Linked DNA regions of Homo sapiens: all the other regions are linked to region 1. A link is an interaction called in ENCODE POLR2A ChIA-PET data of the cell type or tissue named here. Cell type or tissue: HepG2. All regions are shown on one strand. Region 1 holds the start of LOC105370408 (a long non-coding RNA gene). Region 2 overlaps LINC00596 (long intergenic non-protein coding RNA 596). Region 3 has its middle 10 kb from the start of JPH4.

What was found. ChIA-PET counts read pairs that join two places held together with the same protein. Peaks named below come from ENCODE experiments on the same cell type or tissue, not always from the same donor. Only the 100,000 strongest peaks of a DNase experiment are listed, where the experiment ranks them.
Region 2: POLR2A ChIA-PET joins it to region 1 with 15 read pairs; 2 of 35 experiments call an interaction of 5 or more read pairs at or near these places.
Region 3: POLR2A ChIA-PET joins it to region 1 with 12 read pairs; 6 of 35 experiments call an interaction of 5 or more read pairs at or near these places.

The regions. Positions count from the first base shown.
Region 1 is chr14:23,690,912-23,698,911 of GRCh38, reverse strand. LOC105370408 (a long non-coding RNA gene) reads right to left here and starts at 6,181. Exons shown (of 3, transcript XR_943609.2): 1 at 5,940-6,181; 2 at 5,566-5,806; 3 at 1-2,055. RefSeq lists an enhancer at 4,018-4,534. In HepG2, no CTCF peak of the experiment used is centred here; a DNase peak (open chromatin) is centred at 4,181; H3K4me3 peaks cover 1,319 bases.
Region 2 is chr14:23,879,250-23,887,249 of GRCh38, reverse strand. The region is part of intron 2 of LINC00596 (long intergenic non-protein coding RNA 596); the gene reads left to right. Among named protein-coding and RNA genes, the nearest start is that of LINC00596, 20 kb to the left of the region's middle. In HepG2, no CTCF peak of the experiment used is centred here; a DNase peak (open chromatin) is centred at 3,089; H3K4me3 peaks cover 1,412 bases.
Region 3 is chr14:23,585,282-23,593,281 of GRCh38, reverse strand. No RefSeq gene overlaps it. Among named protein-coding and RNA genes, the nearest start is that of JPH4, 10 kb to the right of the region's middle. RefSeq lists an enhancer at 7,637-8,000. In HepG2, a CTCF peak has its summit at 4,097 (motif pointing left); a DNase peak (open chromatin) is centred at 4,081.

The sequences.
Region 1 (8,000 bases):
TTTTAGGTACACACTGGCTCAGCGGACTCACATCCACAAAGCTGAGCATTAAACAAAGACAGAATCGGGTTTTTATAAGTGGACTTACAATAAATAAAACAAAAGCAGTTAACCAAATGATAGGTCATATAATCTATAGCATAGCATAACTTGTGGCCTTGCATAGGTGGTGGCCTTGTAGCTGCATTGAAAGAAAAACAACAACCGGCTAAATACAGACATTTGTAAAACATAATCATGCTTAAGAAGACTGGGAAAGGAGTAACAGTAAAAGAATTTGTCTTTCTTTTTTTTCCTTCAACCTTGCTCTGGTGTTGGGGGGTATCTGGAGTCCATTCCTTTGGCCTTGGTTTCTCAAACAGTATTATCTTATTACTGTCCTTGAAGTGAGCTTGCTGCACTTTCCTCTGCTAGGCAGAGGAAAACTTGTTCTTTTCTTTTTAACCCTTGCCTTTTCTGTTACTTTTCTTGGAGTGAATGAATGCATATTTATTTTTAAATTTCTGCCTCAGTTTCCCCCCTTTGATGCCTTTTATAAAAGAAGTTTAATAGAAGGCATCACTATTACTTAGTTCTGCCTGAAGGGACGAGTTTTCTTATTTAGACAAAGGTTGATATTTATGCAGAGCCATTAGCTGAGTGGTAGTTTGCCTAGCTACTATTGCCTCTATACTCGATTGAATGCTTCTAACAAGGAGAGGTAAGAGACAAGGGAGTATTAGGCAACTTCCTAATATGGCCAGAACCACTCCTATTAAAGTCTTGAACCCTCAGAAAAATAAAAACCAAGCCTCCAAAGAGAGAATCTGGAGACCACCCTTTCCAAGTTTGAACTGGAACATGGGCTAATTTTCTCATTCTTGCAGTTATTTCCATAATTGCCTTTCCATTGTCATCGATTTCCAGGCAGCAATTTGTTAAATTGAACTTTCCACATACTACTCCTTCTAGGGCTAGGAGATAGTCTAAAGCTAATCTGTTCTGATAGATAGCGTTCCTCATTTTTGTGCCTTGCTGGGCCAGACGGGTCTGGGTTCCCTTTTTGATAACATATATGAAGGTTGCTGGGTATGTGTGTATGTAGACATGTAAGGAGGAACCTGCAGTCCACCAGCATTTTGGTAAGCATAATTGACCTTTGTTGTGGCTAGGGTGCCATGATATGCAATACCAACAATCTTTCTCTGGGGTCCCAGGGGAACAATGTGGAGTTGCTCTTGGCGTGCATACATATTTGTAGTTATTTCTATAGTATCTTTCCAAAGGTAGGTTACCACAGATGGGTGAGTCTTGGTATGCTACCTAACGAGCATCAAAATACAGAGAAATAGTCCCTCAGTAAAAGGGAGGGACCCTGGTTTGGTTTAAGAGGAGACCTTCTTTTGACTGCACGAATTTCAAACCATTCACCAGGTGAAAACTTGGGGTCATAACATACATAAAGTTGGTTATTTCCTGGGTCACAAACTGAGTAGGTGGTTTGACTATAAGTACAAGTTCCTAAGCGATTCCCCATACACCCATAATAAGTATGGTACAATAGAGTTTTAGTTATGCTGTTCCCTGACCAAGTAGTATGTGTACGGTGGAGACACCCTTCTGTGGGTGATTCTTCTAGCATGGTTAAGGGGGGTAACAACAGCAAAGCAATGTACAGCATATTCATATCCAGCAAGGACAAAAGAGGTCCTTACCTGGGGAAGAAGATTGAGCACAGCGACGGAACAATAGTAAAACAGTATTACAGGAAAACTACTAGTCCTAAGATTTCTAACTACATTTACTTGCTTGACAAGTCCTCAAGCTTCAGCTGTGCATAGACTAGTCAGCTTCTGGTGTGTGACTAGAGCAGAGCTTGTTGTTTCCTCAAGCTTCACCCGTGTGTAGACTGGTCAGCCTCTGGAGTGACCAGAGCAGGGCTGTTGTACTCAGCAGCAACTCAGTCTTGTCACAAGATCAGCCGAGTCAAATGGTCTGGGTCCTGCTGGCTGGTTCACTTGTCCTGAGCTGCCGGTTTCAGCCAACTGTGGTGGATCCAAGACACAACAGCTGCAACTTTAACAGCAGTGGGAAAGGACAAGATTACTGTATGGGGCCCATCCCACATGAGTCTTAGAGAAGTTGGGTTCTACTTTTTAACCTAGAGTTACCAGGTTTAAAGGGGTATCAGGTTTTTAGGCATTTTTTTCATGTACCTAATTATGAACACTTTGCATGGCTATTTCTGCATTTGTTTTCTTAAAGTTAATTCCCCTAGTTCCTGGAGATCATCTTTAATTTGACTTATGATTTGGGGGTGGCCCACCGAACAAAATCTCATAGGGTAAATACCCAGTTTGTTTGGTGGGGGTGCACCTGACTCAGAGGAGGACCATAGGCAAAACCTGATCCTATCTCAGATGAATTTCCTGGCAATATTTCTTCAGTAGCTGCTTGAGTGTCCGGTTCGTGGTTCCACTTTTCCTGAACTTTGTGGCCGATAGGCTGTGTGTAACTTCCATTTTATTTTTAACAGTCTTGTTAAATCTTGCACTATTTCAGCTACAAATGCTGACCCATTGTCTGACTTTAAAGTTAGAGGCAGTCCAAACCCGGGGATAATGTCTCTTAACAGTACTTTAGTCACTTCTCGTGCTTTTTCTGTCCTAGTGGGGAAAGCCTCACTCCATCATGAAAAAGGTGCAAATAAACACTAGCATATACTGCCAGCCTCCAGCATGGGGCATTTCGGTAAAGTCTATAAGCAAGTTTTTCACAAGGCATGAAGGCATGGCTCCTTCTCAGTTCAGTGTCCCAGAGGAAGGATACTTTTTCTTCCCCCGACCCAACCTTTGTAACTTTATATAGTGGCTTAGCCATCAGTGAGAAATTTGGGATCCAGATGTGGCAGAATCCTGCTGCCTTCAACTTCTAATGTGACCACGGGATCCTGGAGGCTTAATGAAAAGGAGCCTGGTCTGTCCTAGTCCTCATACCCTTCAGCTCTTGCCAGCCCAATCAGATCAGTATCTGGTTCCTCTAACGTGCGGCAGCCCTTGGCCAATGACTTCTTTATATCACAGCATTTACCACTCTCTTTATTACCTTCTGGACATTCATCCTTCCCGTGTCCTTTCTTTTTGCATCCCGCACATTAATCTCTTTCTAGCCTTGTCTGGCTCTTGAATCTCTGCCTAACTTGACCGCTTCCACATCCACATTTGCGTCCACGTCCTCTCACATTGCTAATCTCTCTATAAAGACTGCTGCCAACAGATTGGCCTTTTTCTTAAGCCTTCAATCTGCTTCCTTTTTCCTTCCTGAGTTCTCCTGTTCCTAAGGCCAGCGGGCCAGGCAATGACACCGGCCCCGCCCCCACGCACACACTGCCGTAGGTCTCTCCTGTTTCTTTCGGATTTCTGTTTTTACTTTCTTCTTTCCCTTCTCACATTTACTCTTTTGGGCTGGGTGGGGTCTGCACAACCGTAGTCCCCCTGGGCCATCATTGGCCCAGAGGCTTGGGAGATGCCTGCCGCAAAATGTCAGAATTATGCCCTTCCATCTCCTTTGCTCTTCTCCCGGTGCTGGTCCCCCCCTCCCCCCTCTTTTTCCAGATAGAGCCGGGCTGGGGAAAGGGGCTTAACCCTTGGCGTGCCTAGCTGCCTGGCACCACACTTGTTGCTTTTGCTCTTTTCTGTTTTGTTCTCTGGTCCTGATTAACGTACACTGAGTGGCATTCATGCCTGCAGCTTCTGCTTGATGTTACCCTGGGCTTGCCCTTCCAATGCTGTGTTTACCATGTGCTGATTTTCAGCAGCCTCAGGGTGAAATGGGGTGTAAAACCAGAATACTTCACAAAGTCTCTGTAATACTTCACAAAGCCACTGACTTAGGCTCTCATCACCTCCCTGAAGCACTTTTGAAATCTTCCCTATATTAATTGCTTTCTATCAGCTCTTATCCCTTGCAAAAGCGACCTTTTGGTACCTCTGCAAACGCTGAAGTTGTGTTGCATCCACCAGGTCCCAGTTGGGATCTTGGTCTGGGAACTGACTCTGAGCACGTACCTGAGCATTCACTGCATCTTCTGGTGCATTGGCTTCTAGCCAGCAGAGAGCTGCCTATGTTACTCTCCTGCACTCCTCAGTGTTAAATAATGTGAGGAGGAGCTGCCTGCAGTCTGGCCCGGTTGGATTGCATGTCAGAAAGATGGATTGCATCAGATCTGTAAGAGCTTGGGGCTTCTCCGTGTAGGAGGGAATGTGGCATTTCCAGTTTAAAAGATCAGTGGTTGAAAAGGGCTGGTAGATGAAAGTTCATTGCCCCCTTGAACCTGGCCTTGATCATAATAATAGATGGGTCCTCGCACCTCCCTGAGAGGCATTTGCATAGCTCAAGCACAGCCAGATCTGAGACTGCCTGCTTGACTATCTTGACTTCCTTCCCTGGCCTCTCGAGGCTCCGATTCTGCCCTTTGGGGTGAAACTTGGGGTGTGTTAGCTCCTGAATCTGGTTCCTGGGGGGCTGTTAGCCTTGGCAAAGGGGGGTAGGCTGGGACGAATCTCTGTTCCCTCTGGCAGCTCCTGCAAAACTGGCTTCTCTTGCTCTCTCTGGAACTTCCCCTTTAACTCTGTGTCTGCCAGTGAAGCTGCTAAATAGGGCTGGATCCAGGCTGCTCTTGTCTGTGCTATATTTAACCATGAATCAATTTAAGGAAATTTGTCTGGGTACCCTGGCTGTCCTCCAAGCCCTGTCACCACCTTAAATGCACAGCCAATTATCCCTATCTATAGTTCTTTCAGTCAGCCACCCAACACCAAAAGAAGGCCACTCTAATTCACAGAGAGTTCTCAATCTTTGGGGGTTTAGCTTAAGTCCATAATCCCTTGCAAAATCTTTCTTAAGGTTCTGTAACATGTACTCCAATGGAGTAACTTTTGATGACTTTCCTCCCATTCCTCCCTTTACGACACAGCACAATCACTCTTGCACACTCACTGTTCCTCTCATTTCGGCCGAATATACCATCTCCTATTATGGGAGTTTTCAGATGCTGCTTGGCTTTGCAGAGGTCCTTATTCTCACTGCAACTCTGAGCTATGGGGCAGCTCCTATTAGCCATATGCAGATCACCACTAGTCTTAGTTGGCCCCACACGTTCTTGGAGGATACAGTCCATGCTAAGAGATCTGTGACTCCCCACTTCACAGCTGATGAGCCTAATTAGGCCCCTCCATTCACACACTTCCACACACTTCCCCACTCCCAGTTCCCGTGTTTGTAATTGGGGTGGCAAGCCACTCTCACCCCCTCTACTTTCCCAGTTGGGGTGGTGAGCCACTCTTGCCACCTCCAGTTTCCTAGTTGGGGTGGCGAGCCACTCTTACCATCTCCAGTTTCCTAGCTGACTTAGCGAGCCACTCTCGCATCCTGTGTCGACTGGGGTGTGAGATTCATCCGAATTGATGAGCTACTCCTGTTGCCCCCAGCCCCTCTGGGTCGAACTATTCGGCACATCCCAGGAGGTGATTAGGCTCCCCTTCCATCCCCATGGGACAGGTCCTGCCTTGGGCCCTAAAACCTTACCGCAGTTCCTGAAGGGTGCTGTTTCTGAAATTGTCCTGTAGCTCCTTTCAGGTTCCATTGCACTGCTGGGTAGGGGCGCCGGGTCAGGGGAGAGCTGATTTCCTCTCCGGGCTGAAGTTCTTCCAGTGGTACCTGGGGTCACAGGTCTCCTGAGGCCCAGGGCTCCAGCGCCCAGAGCCAAAGGAAACAGTAAACCTGCTGTCTCTGGTCCTTTTGTGGTCACCAAAAATGTTGCAGGAAACTGAGGACCAGAGAGACTGATATGAGAGTACAGAAGGATTGTTCATTGTAGGTACACGCCAGCTCAGTGGACTCACATCCAAAAAGCTGAGCATTAAACAAAGACAGAGACAGGTTTTTATAAGCAGACTTACAATAAATAAACCCAAACGTTTATCAAATATGATAGGTCACATAATCTATAGCATAGCATAACTTGTGGCCTTGCATAGCTGGTGGCCTTGTAGCTGCATTGAAAGAAAAACAACAAGTGGCTAAATACAGACATTTGTAAAACATAATCATGCTTAAGAAGCCTGGGAAAGGAGTAACAGTAAAAGAATTTGTCTTTCTTTTTTTTTCCTTCAACCTTGCTCTGGAGCTGGGGGGTGTCTGGGGTCCATTCCTTTGGCCTTGGCTTCTCAAACAGTATTATCTTATAACTGTCCTTGAAGTGAGCTTGCTGCACTTTCCTCTGCTAGGCAGAGGAAAACCTGTTTTTTTCTTTTTAACCCTTGCCTTGCCTGTTACTTTCAGAGTGAATGAATGCATATTTATTTTTAAATTTCTGCCTCAATAGGAGGGGGTGGGGAAAGAAGAGAACTCCTCACAGTCAGATTTATAAGGCAGTGGGAGAGGCCAGATAATTATTTCTGTCTCCTCTACAAAGAGGGAGAGCGAGGTGGAAAAGGAGCAGGCTTAAGAAGACTGTCCTGGGCTGAATTGTGTCTATCTGCCAAAGCCTAACCCCTGCCACCAATTCATACATTGGAGTCCTAACCCCAAGTACCTCAGAATGTGACGTATTTGGAGGTGGGGTCTTTAAAGAGGTAATGATCGTTAAATGAGGACATTGAGGTGGGCCCTAATCTAATATAACCAATGCCCTTATAAGAAGAAGAGATTAGGATGTAGACACACATGAGGAAAAACCATGTGAAGACAAAGGGAGAAGATGGCCATCTAGAAGCCAAAGAGAGAGGCCTGAGAAGAAATCAACCCTGAAAACACCCTGATTCTGAACTTCTATCTTCCAGAACTGTGAGAAAATAAATGTATGTTGTTTAAGCTACTCAGATTATGGTGCTGTGTTATGGTAACCTGCTATGGTTTGAATGTGTCTCCTAAACTTTATTTGTTGGAACCTAAATCCCCAAATTCATATGTTTATGGCATTTGGAGGTGAGGCATTGAGAGAAAATTAGGATGAGATAAAGTCATCAAGTTATGCCTCCATTATGGGACTGGTGGCTTTATAAAGAGAAGAAAAAAGACCTGAGCTGACATACTGTTGCCCCCCTGACAGGTAATCCCCTCTATCTTTTTATGATGCAATAAGAAGGCCCTCGCCAGATGTGGCCCCTCAAGCGTGGACTTCCCAGCCTCCAGAACTGGAAGAAATAAATTTCTTTTTAAAATAAATTACTAGTCTGTGGTATTCTGTTAATAGCAATAGAAAATGGATTAAGACAGAGCTTTAGTTGGGCCAGGCATGGTGGCTCACCCCTGTAATCCCAGCACTTCGGGAGGCCAAGGTGGGCGGATCATGAGGTCAAGAGATTGAGACCATCCTGGCCAACACGGTAAAACCCCGTCTCTACTAAAAATACAAAAAAAATTAGCTGGGTGTGGTGGTGCATGCCTGTAGTCTCAGTTACTTGGGAGGCTGAGGCAGGAGAATGGCTTGAACCTGGGAGGCAGAGGTTGCAGTGAGCTGAGATCTCATGACTGCACTCCAGCCTGGTGACACAGTAAGACTCTGTCTCAAAAAAAAAAAAAAAGACAGAGCTTTAGCAAACTAATACAACTGGTGGTTTAAATATGTGTTGATGGGGAAGGGAAGTGGTCCTGAGTAAGATCATGTGGAAAAGGTGACGAGTGATATCAAAAGTCAATTTACATTAAAAGCCAAATTTGTTAAGTGAATTTCTACAACTTTCCACAACTTAGCTATGGAAGAAAGGACATTTGGATTGATCAGGCACAAATATTCTCCCAACAGTGTACAGTGAAAAAGAAGTGAGGAAAGCAATTAAAGAACTTACAAGACAGTAACTGAAGGGATATATTGTGCAGTCTAGGCTATATAAAGAAGGAAATAAAATGAGAGAGGGATTTACAGATTAGGACAATACAGAGAGGTCAGGGAACAAGAATTCTCTGTAATGTTGAAGAGCTGATGTAAAAGGAAATAGAGCAGAAACCAGTGGAAAAGC
Region 2 (8,000 bases), 190 kb before region 1:
AATGTGGTTTGCTAGCATTTTGTTGAGTATTTTTACATCTATGTTCATCAGGGATATGGGTCTGAAATTTTATTTTCTTACAGTGTTTTTATCTGGCTTTGGTGTCAGAGTATTGCTGGTCTTATAAAATGAGTTTGGAAGAGTTTTTTCCTCTTCAATTTTTTGGACAATTTTGAGTAGGATTGGCATTAATTCTTCTTTTAATGTTTGGTAGAATTCACCTGTGACACTAGCTGGTCCTGGAATTCTGTTTGTTGGGAGATTTTTTTTTTTTCAAGAAGTAAGCTTAAATCTCATGTTGGGAGGTTTTATTAAAAATTATTAATTCAGGCTGGGCACAGTGGCTCACGTCTGTAATCCTAGTACTTTGGGAGGCTGAGGTGGGCAGATTACCTGAGGTCAGGAGTTCAAGACCAGCCTGGTCAACATGGCGAAACCCCGTCTCTACTAAAAATACAAAAATTAGCTGGGCGTGGTGGTGCATGCCTGTAATCCCAGCTACTTGGGAGGCTGAGACAGGAGAATTGCTTTAACCTGGGAGGCAGAGGTTGCAGTGAGCCCAGATCGTGCCACTGCACTCCAGCCTAAGCAACAGAGTGAGACTCCATCTCAAACAAAACAAAAAATTATTAATTTAGTCTCCTTTATTTATTTATTACTTACTTGTTCCTGCTCTATTCAGATTTTTAAATTCTTCATGATTCATTCTTGGTAGATTATATAATGCTAGGAATCTATCCATTTCTTTTAGATTATCCAACAGAAGGAAAATTGGAAAATTTACAAATATGTGGAAATTAAACAATGCAACTCCTGACCAATAGGTCAAAGAAGAAATAAAATGGAAAATCAAAAAAATCTTGAGAGAAATGAAAATGGAAACAAAACATGCCAAAACTTTTGGGATGTAGCAAAAGCAGTTCTAAAAGGGAAATTTATAGCTATAAATGCTTACATTAAGAAAAAAGAAATATCTCATATAAGCAATCCAACTTTACATCTCAAAGAACTAAAAAAAGTAGAACAAATGAAGCCCAAAGTTAGCAGAAGGAAGGAAATAATAAATATTAAAGCAGAAATAAGTGAAATAGAAAACAGAAGAAAAAAAGAGAACTTAAATAAATATAATTAAAAAAAATCTTAATCTCTCTCACAACCATGGTAGAGAAAACCAGACTGCGAGATTAATATTACAAGTGTAACCAGTTTTGCCAACTTAATAAAGAAAGCTATTATTTCTCCAGTATTCTCCAAAACCCAAATAATTATGAAGTCTACTTCCCCTGAGGAGTTCCCTTCCCTGATATGTCCAGAAAGCACTTGATAGTTACCTCAAGGCTCAGGACCAGCCTGGGCTGCTCACCAGTATCACTAAGAACTTCCTTGATGTGGAAGGATCCAACAGGCCCTACCAGAATGCCACTGCCCTGGAAGTTGCCTCAGCTGGGCTGCTATGGCTGTTGCCACCAGCACTTCTGCCAGCTCTTCATTTAAAGTCTTCGTTCTGCCTTTAAGTTGCAACTGTCTCAATTACTCTCCTCCTCCCGCTTCACCTCAGTCTAATCAATCCTCTCAGAAAAGCACTTAAGCTTCCAAGTCACAAAATAAAATTTAAAATATTTATTCTCTAGAAGCCATAAAGGAGCAGATTGATAAATTTAACTGTGTTAAAATTTAAAACTTCTGTTTGGCAAAAGACAAGACAGACTGAAAATGTAATTGCAGAACATATGATAAAATGGCTAATTGCCTTAATTTGCAAAATAACTCATGCAAATGAATGAGAAAGTAAAACAACTCAGAAGAAAATAGACATGTTATAAGAACAGACAGTTCACAGGAAAAATATAAATGGCCTGTAAAATTATGGAAATATACTTAGTCTTGCACGTATTTAAAATATGGAGATAAAAACATCAGTAAGATAGAATCTTTCAACTTATAGATTGGTAAAAAATTTAAAAAACCTTTATACTATCTAGAGCTGGAAAAAGTATGGAGCAATAGGTACTTTCAGATTTTTTGATGAGATTTTGTATTGTTGCAACCTTTGGGAAGGCAATTTGGTAACATCTATCAAATATTTAAGTGTATGTGTATTTTGACTGTTTTGACTGAGAAATTTCATTGCTTGGGATTTACATTGTGAATATGCTTGATAAAATTTCCTATTAGTGTATGTGCAAGAATATTTGCAGAGGCATTGTTTTAAAGGAAACAAAAATGTTATTCCCAAATATACATTTTAGATGTATTTTAAGATGGTTATTCAGAGGGCCTGCAGACAAGAATAGCCCAGAAAAGCTGCCTTTTCTGGAGGAGATTTCATCTGTAGAGAAAAATCTACATTAGTGAAATAAAGCTAGGCTTTCTCTGAGGCACCCTTTTTTAGTCCAGATCTAGGAAATATTAACTCAAGCGCAGGCTACCGTCTACTCTTTCTGAGAGCTGCTACCTGCGAGGTTTCATCTACCTAATAAGACTGCCTTTGGTAGCCATGCCTTTCCTCTTCTCTACCTCCCATAACCTGTATTGCGGTGCTCCAAGCTCTTTTCTTTCTGTAACCTCAAGATGGTATAAAAGCATCAACAATCTGGCTCTTTGAGTTTTATATTTTGTATGACTCCTGTGAATACATGCGCATGTTAATACATTTTGTATGCCCTTCCTCCCTTAAGTCTGCCTTTTGTCAGTTGATTTTCAGTGAACCTTCAGAGGGCAAAGGGGAAGTTTTCCCTTGGTCCCTACGGTTTAATAGTGTGATCTGAGAGCCCAAAATAAATGCCCCTTTATCAACTAAGATAGACTCTAAGGTTAAGGAAACAAAGTTACCTACGAGTGGAGCATTCAGAGCCCAGCTGGCACGGCAAATTTCTAAATTCCCAGGACTCTAAACTTCCTAACAATAGCAGCCATTGGACCTCTCCTAAATCTGATTTATAACCCAGACTACTGTAATTCTGATTGGACAGAGGACTGGCCTTACAAACACTCTTTTCTGATAAGCTACTGTAAACATTAAGCCAGTTTCAGTCAGCTTATAGAGGCTGTGGACAAACGGTCTTTGTGCCGTACGGTTAACCTTTTGATGTAAAGAGCCAAATTCCACCTCATTTCAGTGCTAAAACCCTGTTTCAAAGTAAACTTGAGATGTATGTAACGTGTGTTTACTCGTTGCTCATTTGCTCAGCTCCCCTCATAAATATGTATAGCTTTTCCCCAAACCTGCTGAATATGTATGGCTCTATTGTGTAACACAGACCCATGAGGAGTAAAACCCAAGCTGTTCCCTCCCCCTACAAAGAGAGACCACCGTCAGTCCGTGCTGGTTTGCTGGTTTCTCTTCCCAACTTACAAACCAATATCACCAATAAAGCTCTCCTTTCTGCTATTTAACCATCGTGGTGGTCTTTTGAATGGCAACAGCGAACAATTTAAAAAGCAAACTCGTTTAATAGCAAGCAACTTAAAAAGCCAAGCTTAAGTATCTATTGATAGGAAAATTAAATTGGAGTATATAAAAATAATACAGCTGTTTAAAAGTGAGGTAGATTTGTAAGTGCTGAAAGGGAAAGATGTCCAAAGTATATTATGAAACATAAAGAACAGGGTACAGAGTAATATGATGTAAATGAGAATTACATGGCCATAAAGACATGCTAGTAGATGCATTCAGCATTTTTCTAGGAAATGTACAACACACACACACACACACACACACACACACACACACACATTAACAGCAGTTGCCATGGAGAAAAAAGCCATGGAGGAATATTTTATTTGAGCTTTTTCTTCTTTTGGACATACAGGGTTGGGTTAAACACAGTCTTCAGTTCATGGCATGCCCCGTCATTGGTTTAGACAGGCCCCTTAGAGAATGACAGGCCTCATTCTCCACTTTCATTTGCCTCCTTCTCCTTTAAAGAAAACCCTTCTGTTTAATGTATGTGGTATTACTTGCATGTATTCTTGTAAAATGTGTATTGTCTGTTTGGTATGTTGTATTCATTTTTATAACTGATATGTGCGATGGATCCTATTTTTTCACTCAGCATAATGCATGACACTCTGGGTGTGTGTAGTCGTTGCTTCTAACTGCTGATGGTACTCCACATTTTTCCTATCTGCTTTATTCTAGATAGATATCTGGGTCACTTTCAGTTCCTCTCCATCACAGTGTGAATAAACATCCTCATACAGGTACTCAAGTAAGCTACAGTGTGAGGTTTTTTTTTTTTTTTTTTTTTCCAGTACACATCCAAAAGTGGATCTTGATGGTCATGAAGCACAATGATATAGAACTAAGAACTGTCAGATTGCTCTTTAGGGTGGCTGCGCCTGTCTACATGCCCACCAGTAACATAAGAGGACACTTCTGTCCTCACATTTCTGCTAATACTTGGCATTGTTCAGCTTTATAATTTTTGCCAGCATAATAAAGTAATGTCGTGTTATTTTAAAAAGTTGAATTATTCTCATAGCCAGTTTGGGCCTCTCCTTATATACTTGCCAGCCTATTTGATTTCCTCTTTTTGCAAATTGTTTATTTCCTTTGTTCATTTTTCTTTTGGATTTTCTGCTTTTTAATCTTAATTTTAATAGCTTCTTGTATATCTTAGATACTGTGTTAGTTTTTAAAAAACATTAGGGATAGCAAATAACACAAAATTTGTCACCTGTTTGTTAACTTTGATCATGTTGTACTTCCTTGAATAAATTTTCTTAGTTTGATGCAATTGACTTAATCAGCTTTGGCCTTATGATTTGTTCTTCTGCTGTTCTTTAGAAGTCCTTCCCTGCCTGGTATTGTTAGGAAGATATTAACCCACAATATTTACCATTGACTTATAATCTTTTGCCTTGAAGTCTTTAATCCTTCTAGAGATTTCCTTGTATATATACTCTGGTAAGTAGGGATCCAGTTTGATTTTTTACCTCTAATGAGACAGTTTTTCCAACATCATCTCGTAAACAATTTGTCCTTTTGTCAATCAACTGTGATGCAAGATTTACTGTATATCAAGTTCTTATTATGGGTACAAACTTTTTCTCAGTTCTTTGTTATATTCCATTGTCCATGTTTTGTCCTTGTGCCAGTATCATACATTATTTAATTTTTTATCATGAGATATAAGACAAAGAAAAATGCACAAAACATAAATCTCCCACTTAGTGATTCAAAATGAGCGCCTAGCTCATTACCACTCAGGTTAAGAAAGCACACTGCCAAGAACCCAGAAGCCCCTGTGTGTTGCTCAATTTCTGATGCCTTTCCATTATCTTAAGGCAATCATCCTCCCAAAGTAACTAGCACCCTGACATTTATGATGATTAATTTCCCACTTAAAAATACTTTATTAAGCATATATTTATAAACCCTACACTTTAGTTCTGCCTGTTTTTGAACTTTATATAAAAGGAATTATACAGTATGCATTCTGTGTAGCCTGGCTTATTTCACTCAACATTATTGATGAGATTCATCCATGTTGTTATGTGTAGTAGCAGGTTATTGTTTTTCACTTCAATCCCAGTTTTCAGTGGTAGATTAAAGAAACACTCACAGTCCTTCACTCTTTCCAATACCCATGCCTTTTGCAATGTGACTTTAGAGCTCCTCCCATGAAGAAATGGGGTCTAGTTCTCTTCCCTGGAATCTGGGCTGGCATTGTGGCTTCCTTTGGCCAATAGAATATGGTCAGGGTGACCACACGCCTATTCTGAGCATAGGCCTCCAGCAGCCTGTGTGCTTCTGCTCTGTATTTCAGGACTCCTGCCTCAGCCACATGAAAAAGGCTGGGCTAGACTGCTGGAGAATGATGTATGTGGAACACAGCTGAGTAAGCTTGGTTGTGTGGGCTAAGCCCTCAGAAATTAAAAGAATCTCACAGATGCATGAGGCAGCTCAGTTGAGACCAGAACTCCCCAGCTGAATTCAGTCTAAATTGCTGATCCATAAAATTGTGAACTCAATGAAAAGTCACTAAGTTTTGGGGTAGTATGATAGACAACCAATACATATTTCATTGATGTCTGTACCACAATTGATCCATTCTACTGTTGATAGAAATGTAACTTGTTCCAGTTATATAAATTGCACTTCTATAAATTGTGCTGCTATAAAACATTCTTATCATGCCTCCTAGGGCATATGTGCATGCAGTTCTATTGGGCATATATCCAGAATTGAAATTTCCTAAATTTTTTTTTTTTTTTTTTTGAGATGGAGTCTCGCTCTGTCGCCCAGGCTGGAGTGCAGCGGCACCATCTCGGCTCACTGCAAGCTCCACCTCCTGGGTTCACGCCATTCTCCTGTCTCAGCCTCCCAAGTAGCTGGGACTACAGGCACCTGCCACCACACCCAGCTTATTTTTTGTATTTTTAGTAGAGATGAGGTTTCACTGTGTTAGCCAGGATGGTTTCAATCTACTGACCTTGTGATCCACCTGCCTCAGCCTCCCAAAGTGCTGGGATTACAGGCGTGAGCCACCGCGCTGGGCCAAAAAATTTTTTATAGCTACATAATAGTTTTACATATTTATGGGGTTTGATATTTTGATACAAACATACATTGTATAATGATCAAATCAGGGTAATTGGGGTGTCCATCACCTCAAGCATTTATCATTTATTTGTGTTAGGAACATTCCAATTTCACTCCTCTAGTTATTTCAAAATATACAAAAATTACTATTAACTATAGTTGCCCTATTGTGTTACCACTGGATCTTACTCCTTCTATCTAACTGTATTTTTGTACCTGTTAGCCAACCCCTCTTCATCCTCTAATCACCTCCACAGTTCCCAGCTCCTGGTAACCATCAACCTACTCTCTATTTCCATTAGATCGACTCTTTAGCTCCCATATATGAGTGAGAACATGTGATATTTGTCTTCCTGTGTCTGGCTTATTTCACTTAATATAATGTCCTCCAGTTCCATCCATGTTGTTGCAAATGACAGGATTTCATTACTTTTTATGGCTGAATAATATTTCATTGTTGTATGTGTACCACCATTCGTCCAATGATGGTTACTTAGGTTGATTCCATATCTTTGCTATTTGTGAATAAACATGGAAGTGCAGATATCTCTTTGATACACTGATTTCCCTTTTTTTTTTTTTTGGATATATAGCCATCAGTGGGATTTGCTGGATCATATGGTAGCTTAATTTTTAGTTTTTTGAGGAACCCCCATATTGTTTTCCGAAATGGCTGTACTAATTTATATTCCTACCAATAGCGTATGAGCATTCCCCTTTCCCCACATCCTCACTGGCACCTGTTGTTTTATTGTCTTTTTGATAAAAGTCATTTTAACTGGGTTTAGATGATATATCACTGTGGTTTTGGTTTGCATTTCTCTGATGATTAATGATGTTGCACATTTTCTTCACATACCTGTTGGCCATTTGTATATCTTCTTTCAAGAAAGGTCTGTTCACATCTTTTGCCCATTAAAAAAATTGGATTACTTGTTTTCTTGCTGTTGAGTGGTTTGAGTTCCCTATATATTCTGGTTATTAATCCCTTGCCAGTTGAATAGTTTGCAATTTTTTTCCCATTCTATAAGTTGTTTCTTCACTTTGCTATTCGTTTCCTTTGCTGTGAAGAAGCTTTTTAGTTTGATGTGATCCCGTTTGCCCATTCTTACTTTGGTTGCCTGTGGTTTTCAGGTCTTACTCAAGAAGCCTTTGCCCAGACCAATGTCTTGGACAATTTCCCCAATGTTTTCTTCTAGTAGTTTTATAGTTTCCGGCCGAATTGGAATTTTTAGCTCATAGAGTATTATATCTTTACCTTTAATAGTTAATGACTTTATTTATAAAATAGCTGTATGAATTTATACTTCTATCATCAGCATATAAGAGTTCTCATTGCTTCACATTCTGTGCCAACACATGGAATTGAAGAAACATTGAAAAGTTTGCCTTTGAGTTCAGGAACAAGACAAAAATGCCCACAAATACTACACCTTTTCAGTGTTATACTGGA
Region 3 (8,000 bases), 110 kb after region 1:
AACAAAAAGAACAAAGCTGGAGCTATCATACTACCAGACGTCCAAATACACTACAAAGCTATGGTAATCAAATCAGCATAGTACTGGTACAAAAACACACAGACCAATGGAACAGGATAGAGAACTCAGATATAAATCCACACATTTACAGACAACTCATTTTCAACAAAATCATCAAGAATATACAATGGGAAAAGGACAAGCTGTTCCATAAATGATGCTGGGGGAAATTGATAACTATAGGCAGAAATATGAAATTAGACCCCTATCTCTCACCACATACAAAAATTGATCAAAATGGATTAAAGACTTAAATCTAAGACCTGAAACTATGAAACTACTAGAAGAAAGCATTGGGGAAATGCTCCAGGACATTGGCATGGGCAAAGGTTTCTTGAGTAAGACTTCAAAAGCATAGACAACCAAAGCAAAAATAGATAGGATTACAACAAGCTAAGAAGCTTTGCATAGCAAAGGAAACAGTCAACAAAGTGAAGAGACAACCCACGGAATGGAAGAAAATATTTGCAAACTATCCATCTGACAAGAGATTAATAATGAGAATACATAAGGAGTTCAAACAACTCAATAGGAAAACAAACAAAACTAATAATCCAATTTAAAAATGAGCAAAAGATCTGAATAGATATTTCTCAAAAAGATGACATGCAAGTGGCCAACAGGTACATGAAAAAATGCTTAGCATCACTAATCACCAGGGAAATGCAAATCAAAATCACAATAAGATGTCATCTAACCCCAATTAAAATGGCTTTTACCAAAACAATAGAGAATAACAAATGCAGCCAGGTGCAGTGGTTCATGCCTGTAATCCCAGTATTTGGGAGGCCTAGGCAGGTGGATCACATGAGGCCAGGAGTTTGAGACCAGCCATGACCAAATGGCAAAACCCCGCCTCTACCAAAACTACAAAAAGTAGCTGGGCATGGTGGTGCATGTCTGTAATCCCAGCTACTCGGGAGGCTGAGGCACAAGAATTGCTTGAACCCAGGAGGCGTAGGTTGCAGTGAGCCAAGATCGTGCCACTGCACTCTGGCCTGGGCAACAGAACAAGACTTTTTCTCAATAACAACAAAAAAGAATAACAAATGCTAGCGAAGATGTAGAGAAAGGAGAATCTTTGTGCACTGTTGGTAGGAATGTAAATTATTAGTACAGCCACTATGGAAACAAGATGAAGTTTCTACAAAAAACTAAAAATTTGACCAGGTGTGGTGGCTCATGCCTGTAATCCCAGCACTTTGGGAGGCTGAGGCGGGCAGATCACCTGAGGTCGGGAGTTCGAGACCAGCCTGACCAACATGGAGAAACCCTGTCTCTACTAAAAATACAAAATTAGCTGGGCGTGGTGGTGAGTGCCTGTAATCCCAGCTACTCGGGAGGCTGAGGCAGGAGAATCACTTGAATGTGGGAGGCAGAGGTTGCGGTGAGCCAAGATCGTGCCATTGCACTCCAGCCTGGGCAACAAGAGCAAAACTCCATCTCAAATAAAGAAAAAAAAAAAATTAAAAATTAGAATTACCATATGACCCAGCAATTTCACTACTGGGTATGTACCTAAAAGAAAAGAAATCAATAAATTGAAAAGATATTACACTCCCATGTTTTTTGCAGCACTATTCACAGTAGCCATAATATGAAATCAACCTAAGTGTCCATCAGTGAATGAATGGATAAGGAACATGTGGTATATATACACAATGGAATATTATTCAACCATAAAAAAGAATAAAATCCTCTCATTTTCAGCAACATAGATGGAACTGGAGATCATTGTGTTAAGTGAAATGAGCCAGCCACAAAAACATTAATATCACATGTTCTAACTTTTTTGGACCTGAGGTGGGAAATTGTTTAAAATGTTCTAACTTATATGTGGAAGCTAAAAATGTGGATCTCATGAACATAGAGAGTAGATTTGTGGTAACCAGAGGCCAGGAAGGGGGTGGGGGGATGAATATATGGTTTAATAGAAGAATATACGGTTTGATAGAAGAAATAAAACCTAGTGTTTGATAGATCAGTAAAGTGACTATAGTTTATAATAATCTATTATGTATTTCAAAATAGCTCCAAGTAGGCCGGGCACAGTGGCTCATGCCTGTAATCCTAGCACTTTGGGAAGCCCAGGTGGGCAGATCACCTGAGGTTGGCAGTTCGAGACCAGCCTGGCCAACATGGCCTCTACTAAAACACAGCCTCAGCCTCCCAAGTAGCTGGGATTACAGGCATGCACCGCCATGCCTTAGCCTGGCTAATTTTGTATTTTTAGCAGAGATGGGGTTTCACCATGTTGGCCAGGCTGGTCTCGAACTCTTGACCTCAGGTAATCTGTCCACCTCGGCTTCCCAAAGTGCTGGGATTACAGGCATGAGCCACTGCCCTGCCTTTTTTTTTTTTTTTTTGGAGAAAGAGCAACCTCAAAGTATGGGGCTTAAGTGATCCTCCCACCTCAGCCTCTGGAGTAGCTGGGACTACAGGGGCACACCACCACACCTGGCTAGCTTTTTTAATTTTTTTGGTTTTGGTTTTTTTTTTTTTTTTTTTTTGAGACAAAGTCTCACTAGAGTGCAATGGCGCATCTCAGCTCACTGCAACCTCTGCCTCCCAGAATCAAGCAATCCTCCCACCTCAGCCTACCAAGTAGCTGGGACCTCAGCTATGCACCACTACATCCAGCTAGTTTTGGGGTTTTTTTGTAGAGATGGGGTTTTGCCATGTTCCCAAGGCTGGTCTCAAACACCTAGCGCAAGTGTTTTCTCAAATTTTTTGTAGAGATGGGATCTCACTATGTTGCCCAGGCTGGTCTCAAATTCCTGGCCTCGAGCAATCCTTCCACCTTCATCTCCCAAAGTGTGGGATGACAGGAATGAGCCACTGTGCCCAGCCTTAGTTTATGTACAAATATAAATCATTACTGTGAGATAAAATGAAGCACTAGTATGGGATTTAGTAATGCTCAGGTTTTTTCCGCATATCTGATGTCCTGGACAACTCTGGCCTTGACCCTCAGCCTCGCCAAGCCCCCAGCTCCTCTTTTTGCTGTAGAGCAAGGCTGCATTGCTCTGAGAGTCTCGTGAGTCCTAACCGCACATCCCACCCACACTTGCACAAGAGTTAATACTTAGATCAAGTTGTAGCAAAATAAGACTTTACTTTGCTTTATTAAGACTAAAATAAGCAAAATAAGCAGTACCCCAGCAGAAAGTAACCTGGCTGCTTGCTACATTTTGGGCATCTTGCTCATGCCACTGCCCAGGGCTCAGAGATATAGGCTGCAAGACCACTAGCTTGAGATCAGCCTTCTTCCCTCATCCTCTGCTCCCTGGACCCAGTCATTAACAGCACACAAGCATGTGCACATCAGTATGAGGCAGGGTACCTCACTGTGTACCTAGATCCAGTACAGCCCCGATGGTTGCCCCAGGGGTTGACAGTATTGCCCACTTCCCCTTTACCAGTGCATCCCACCCCAGGGAAAATGCAGGTTCTTCTCTCAGTTTCATTGGGTGAGGAGGAAGGTCCAATCCCTTAGCCTGACTCCCAAGGCCCCCTGTTTCCAACAGCAAGTTTCTCTCTTTGCAGCCATCATAGGAAGCAAATGGGCTAAGGAGGGAGGAGGGGTACCGGAAGATGCTGGACTTTGGGGGCCATGAATCTCACAAAGCTATTGTTCTCTCCCCAGACGGGGAAAAAGGAGATGTATACCCCATTTGCCCAATTTCAGAGGGTTTACAGTCCCTAAGGCCTGTCCTTGGGTCTTTCAGTTCATGGATCTCAGGTTAAAAATCCCTGTGCCATAGTGAACCCAGTCTCACAGAGATGTGTAGAGAAACAAAGCAAAACCATTATATGTCCAGGGTGGTATCTGTCAAGCAGGTTCCCTTTTCAGCAAGCCAAACCTGGGAGCAGTGAGAGGCGGGGACAGTCAGACAGCGAAGGCCAGCCATGAAGAACATTCTGGAATCATGATCTGATAAGCAGAGGGGAGCTGTGCAACCAGCCAGCAGTGGCCAGACAGAGGAAATGCAGTGTCTGGCAGCTGGCCATCTTCACCCTCTCCCACCAGCAGCATCTCTGGCCCCATCCTGACCCCTGGTGGCTGCCGGGAGATGAGGAGGAAAATCTTTTCAAGCTCCTCCCCGCTCTAAGGGCAGGGGGAAGCTCCCAGGTCCCAGCACAGATGAAAAGCTGTACCCTCCCACCTCCACCCCCACAGGCCTCAGCTGAGGTCCCCAGGAGGTGCCAGCATGTTTAGGGCACCTTCAGGAGGATTTGCTCCACTGGAGTCACCAGATGCCTACTTAATATAAGCCTAGCAATCAATCAAACAAATGTATACTGTATAAAACACTTTTCACCTATCAAGTTGGCAAAAATGTGTGTCTGTCTGTGTATCTGTGTATCTCTGTGCGTATGTGTGTGTGTGTGTGTGTTACAACTAAAGATCAATGCAGGTCAGGGTGCAATAAGACAAGCACTTTCATGAACAATTGGTGAGGGTGTAAATTTGTACAAACTTTCTAGCAGAGATGCTGGTAAAATAAAGCCAAAATCTTTAAAAATGTTTCTATCCTGTGACTCAGAGATCCTTATGTTAAGAATCCAGCCTGAAGAAATCAATAGACTGATATAACATGATACCTGGAATTTGAAATAAATGAGGGAGGAGAAAACAAGATTGGACAAGAGTGAGAATTACTGCAGCTGGGTGATAGATACATGGGGGTTCTTTATTCTATTCTGTTTACTTTGGTACATGTTTGAAATGTTCCATGATAAAACTTTTTTTTATAAAACTTTTTAAAGAAAGTATCAGAGGCCGGGCGTGGCGGCTCATGCCTGTAATCCCAACACTTTGGGAGGTCGAGGCAGGAGGATTGCTTGAGCTCAGGAGTTCGAGACCAGCCTGGGCAACATGGCAAAACCCTGTCTCTACAAAAAAAAATACAAAAAATTAGCCAGGCATCGTGGTGCACACCTGTGGTCCCAGCTACTTGATCCTGGGAGGATGAGGCTGCAGTGAAATATAATCATGCCACTGCACTCCAGCCTGGGTGACAGAGTGAGACCCCTCAAAAAAAAGAAAGAAAGCATCAGAGATACAAAGATTTGTATACGAACATGTTAATTTTTTTTTTTTTTTTTGAAACTGAGTTTTGTTCTCATTGCCAGGCTGGAGTGCAATGGCACAATCTTGGCTCACTGCAACCTCCACCTCCCAGGTTCAAGTGATTCTCCTGCCTCAGCCTCCCGAGTAGCTGGGACTACAGGCATGTGCCACCACTCCTGGCTAATTTTGTATTTTTTTAGTAGAGATGGGGTTTCTCCATGCTGGTCAAGCTGGTCTGGAATTCCCGACCTCAGGTGATCTGCCTGCCTCGGCCTCCCAAAGTGCTGGGATTACAGGTGTGAGCCACCACACCTGGTCACTTGTTAATTTTTAATAGAAAAAAATGTAAAAGTGCTATGCTAAAATAAACAAATTATTGTGCATCCAAACACTGGAATATTATATAGCCATTTAAAAATCAAGGATGTTTTAATGACATGGAAAATGCTTACAATGTGCCTGGCTCACACCTGTAATCCCAGCACTTTGGGAGGCTGAGGTGGGCAGATCACTTGAGGTTAGGAGTTTGTAACCAGCCTGGTCAACATGGCGAAACCCTGTCTCTACTAAAAATACAAAAATTAGTCTGGGCAAGGTGGCTCACACCTGTAATCCCAGCACTTTTGGAGGCCGAGGCGGGTGGATCACCTGAGGTCAGGAGTTCAAGACCAGCCTGAACGACATGGTGAAACCCGTCCTCTACTAAAAATACAAAATTAGCCAGGCGTGGTGGTGCCCACCTGTAACCCCAGCTATTCGGGAGGCTGAGGCAGGAGAATCGCTTGAACCTGGGAGGTGGAGGTTACAGTGAGCCGAGATCATGCCATTGCACTCCTGCCTGGGTGACAAGAGTGAGACTCTGTCTCAAAAAAAGAAAAAAAAATTAGCCAGGCATGGTGGTAGGAGCCTGTAATCCCTCCTACTCAAGAGGCTGGGGCAGGAGAATTGCTTGAACCTAGGAGGGGAGGGGTTCAGTGAGGCGAGATCACGCCACTGCACTCCAGCCTAGGAGACAGAGCAAGATTTCATCTCAAAAAAAAAAAAAAAAGTCCTCTCAGCCCAAAATCTCCTTAAGCTGATAAGCAACTTCAGCAAAGTCTCAGGATACAAAATCAATGTGCAAAAATCACAAGCATTCCTATACACAGACAAACAGACAAACAGAAAGCCAAATCATGAGTGAACTCCCATTCACAATTGCTACAAAGAAAATAAAATACCTAGGAATACAACTTACAAGGGATGTGAAGGACCTCTTCAAGGAGAACTACAAACCACTGCTCAAGGAAATAAGAGAGGATACAAACAAATGGAAAAACATTCCATGCTCATGGATAGGAAGAATCAGTATCGTGAAAATGGCCATACTGCCCAAAGTAATTTATACATTCAATGCTATCCCCATCAAGCTACCATTGACTTTCTTCACAAAATTGGAAAAAACTACTTTAAACTTCATATGGAACCAAAAAAGAACCCACATAGACAAGACAATCTTAAGCAAAAAGAACAAAGTTGGAGGCATCATGCTACCTGACTTCAAACTATACTACAAGGCTATAGTAACCAAAACATCATGGTACTGGTACCAAAACAGATATATAGACCAATGGAACAGAACAGAGCCCTCAGAAATAACACCACACATCTACAACCATCTGATCTTTGACAAACCTGACACAAACAAGCAATGGGGAAAAGTTTCCCTATTTAATAAATGGTGTTGGAAAAACTGGCTAGCCATATGCAGAAAACTGAAACTAGACCCCTTCTTTACACCTTACACAAACATCAACTCAAGATGGATTAAAGACTTAAACATAAGATCTAAAGCCATAAAAATCCTAGAAGAAAACCTGGGCAATACCATTCAGGACGTAGGCATGGGCAAAGACTTCATGAGTAAAACACCAAAAGCAATGGCAACAAAAGCCAAAATTGACAAATGGAATCTAATTAAACTAAAGAGCACAGCAAAAGAAACTATCATCAGAGTGAAAGGCAACCTACAGAATGGGAGAAAATTTTTGCAATCTATCCATCTGACAAAGGTCTAATATCCAGAATCTACAAAGAACTTAAACAAATTTACAAGAAAAAACAACCCCAGTAAAAAGTGGGCAAAGGATATGAACAGACACTTCTCAAAAGAAGACATTTATACAGCCAACAAACATATGAAAAAATGCTCATTATCACTGGTCATTAGAGAAATGCAAATCAAAACTACAAGGAGATACTATCTCACACCAGTTAGAATGGCAAACATTAAAAAGTCAGGAAACAACAGATGCTGGAGAGGATGTGGAGAAATAGGAACACTTTTACACTGTTGGTGGGAGTGTAAATTAGTTCAAACATCGTGGAAGACAGTGTGGCGATTCCTCAAGGATCTAGAACCAGAAATACCATTTGACCTAGCAATCCCATTACTGGGTATATACCCAAAGGATTATAAATCATTCTACTATAAAGACACATGCACACATATGTTTATTGCGGCACTATTCACAATAGCAAAGACTTGGAACCAACCTGAATGTCCATGAATGATAGAATGGATAAAGAAAATGTGGTACATATACACCATGGAATACTATGCAGCCATAAAAAAAGGATGAGTTCATGTCCTTTGCAGGGACATAGATGAAGCTGGAAACCATCATTCTCAGCAAACTATCACAAGAACAGAAAACCAAATGAGAGGTGACAGCATGCTGGCAGTCCTCAGAGCCCTCGCTTGCTCTCGGCACCTCCCCTGCCTGGGCTCCCACTTTGGTGGCATTTGAGGAGCCCTTCAGCCCCCCACTGCACTGTGGGAGCCCCTTTCTGGGCTGGCCAAGGCCGGAGCCCACTCCCTCAGCTT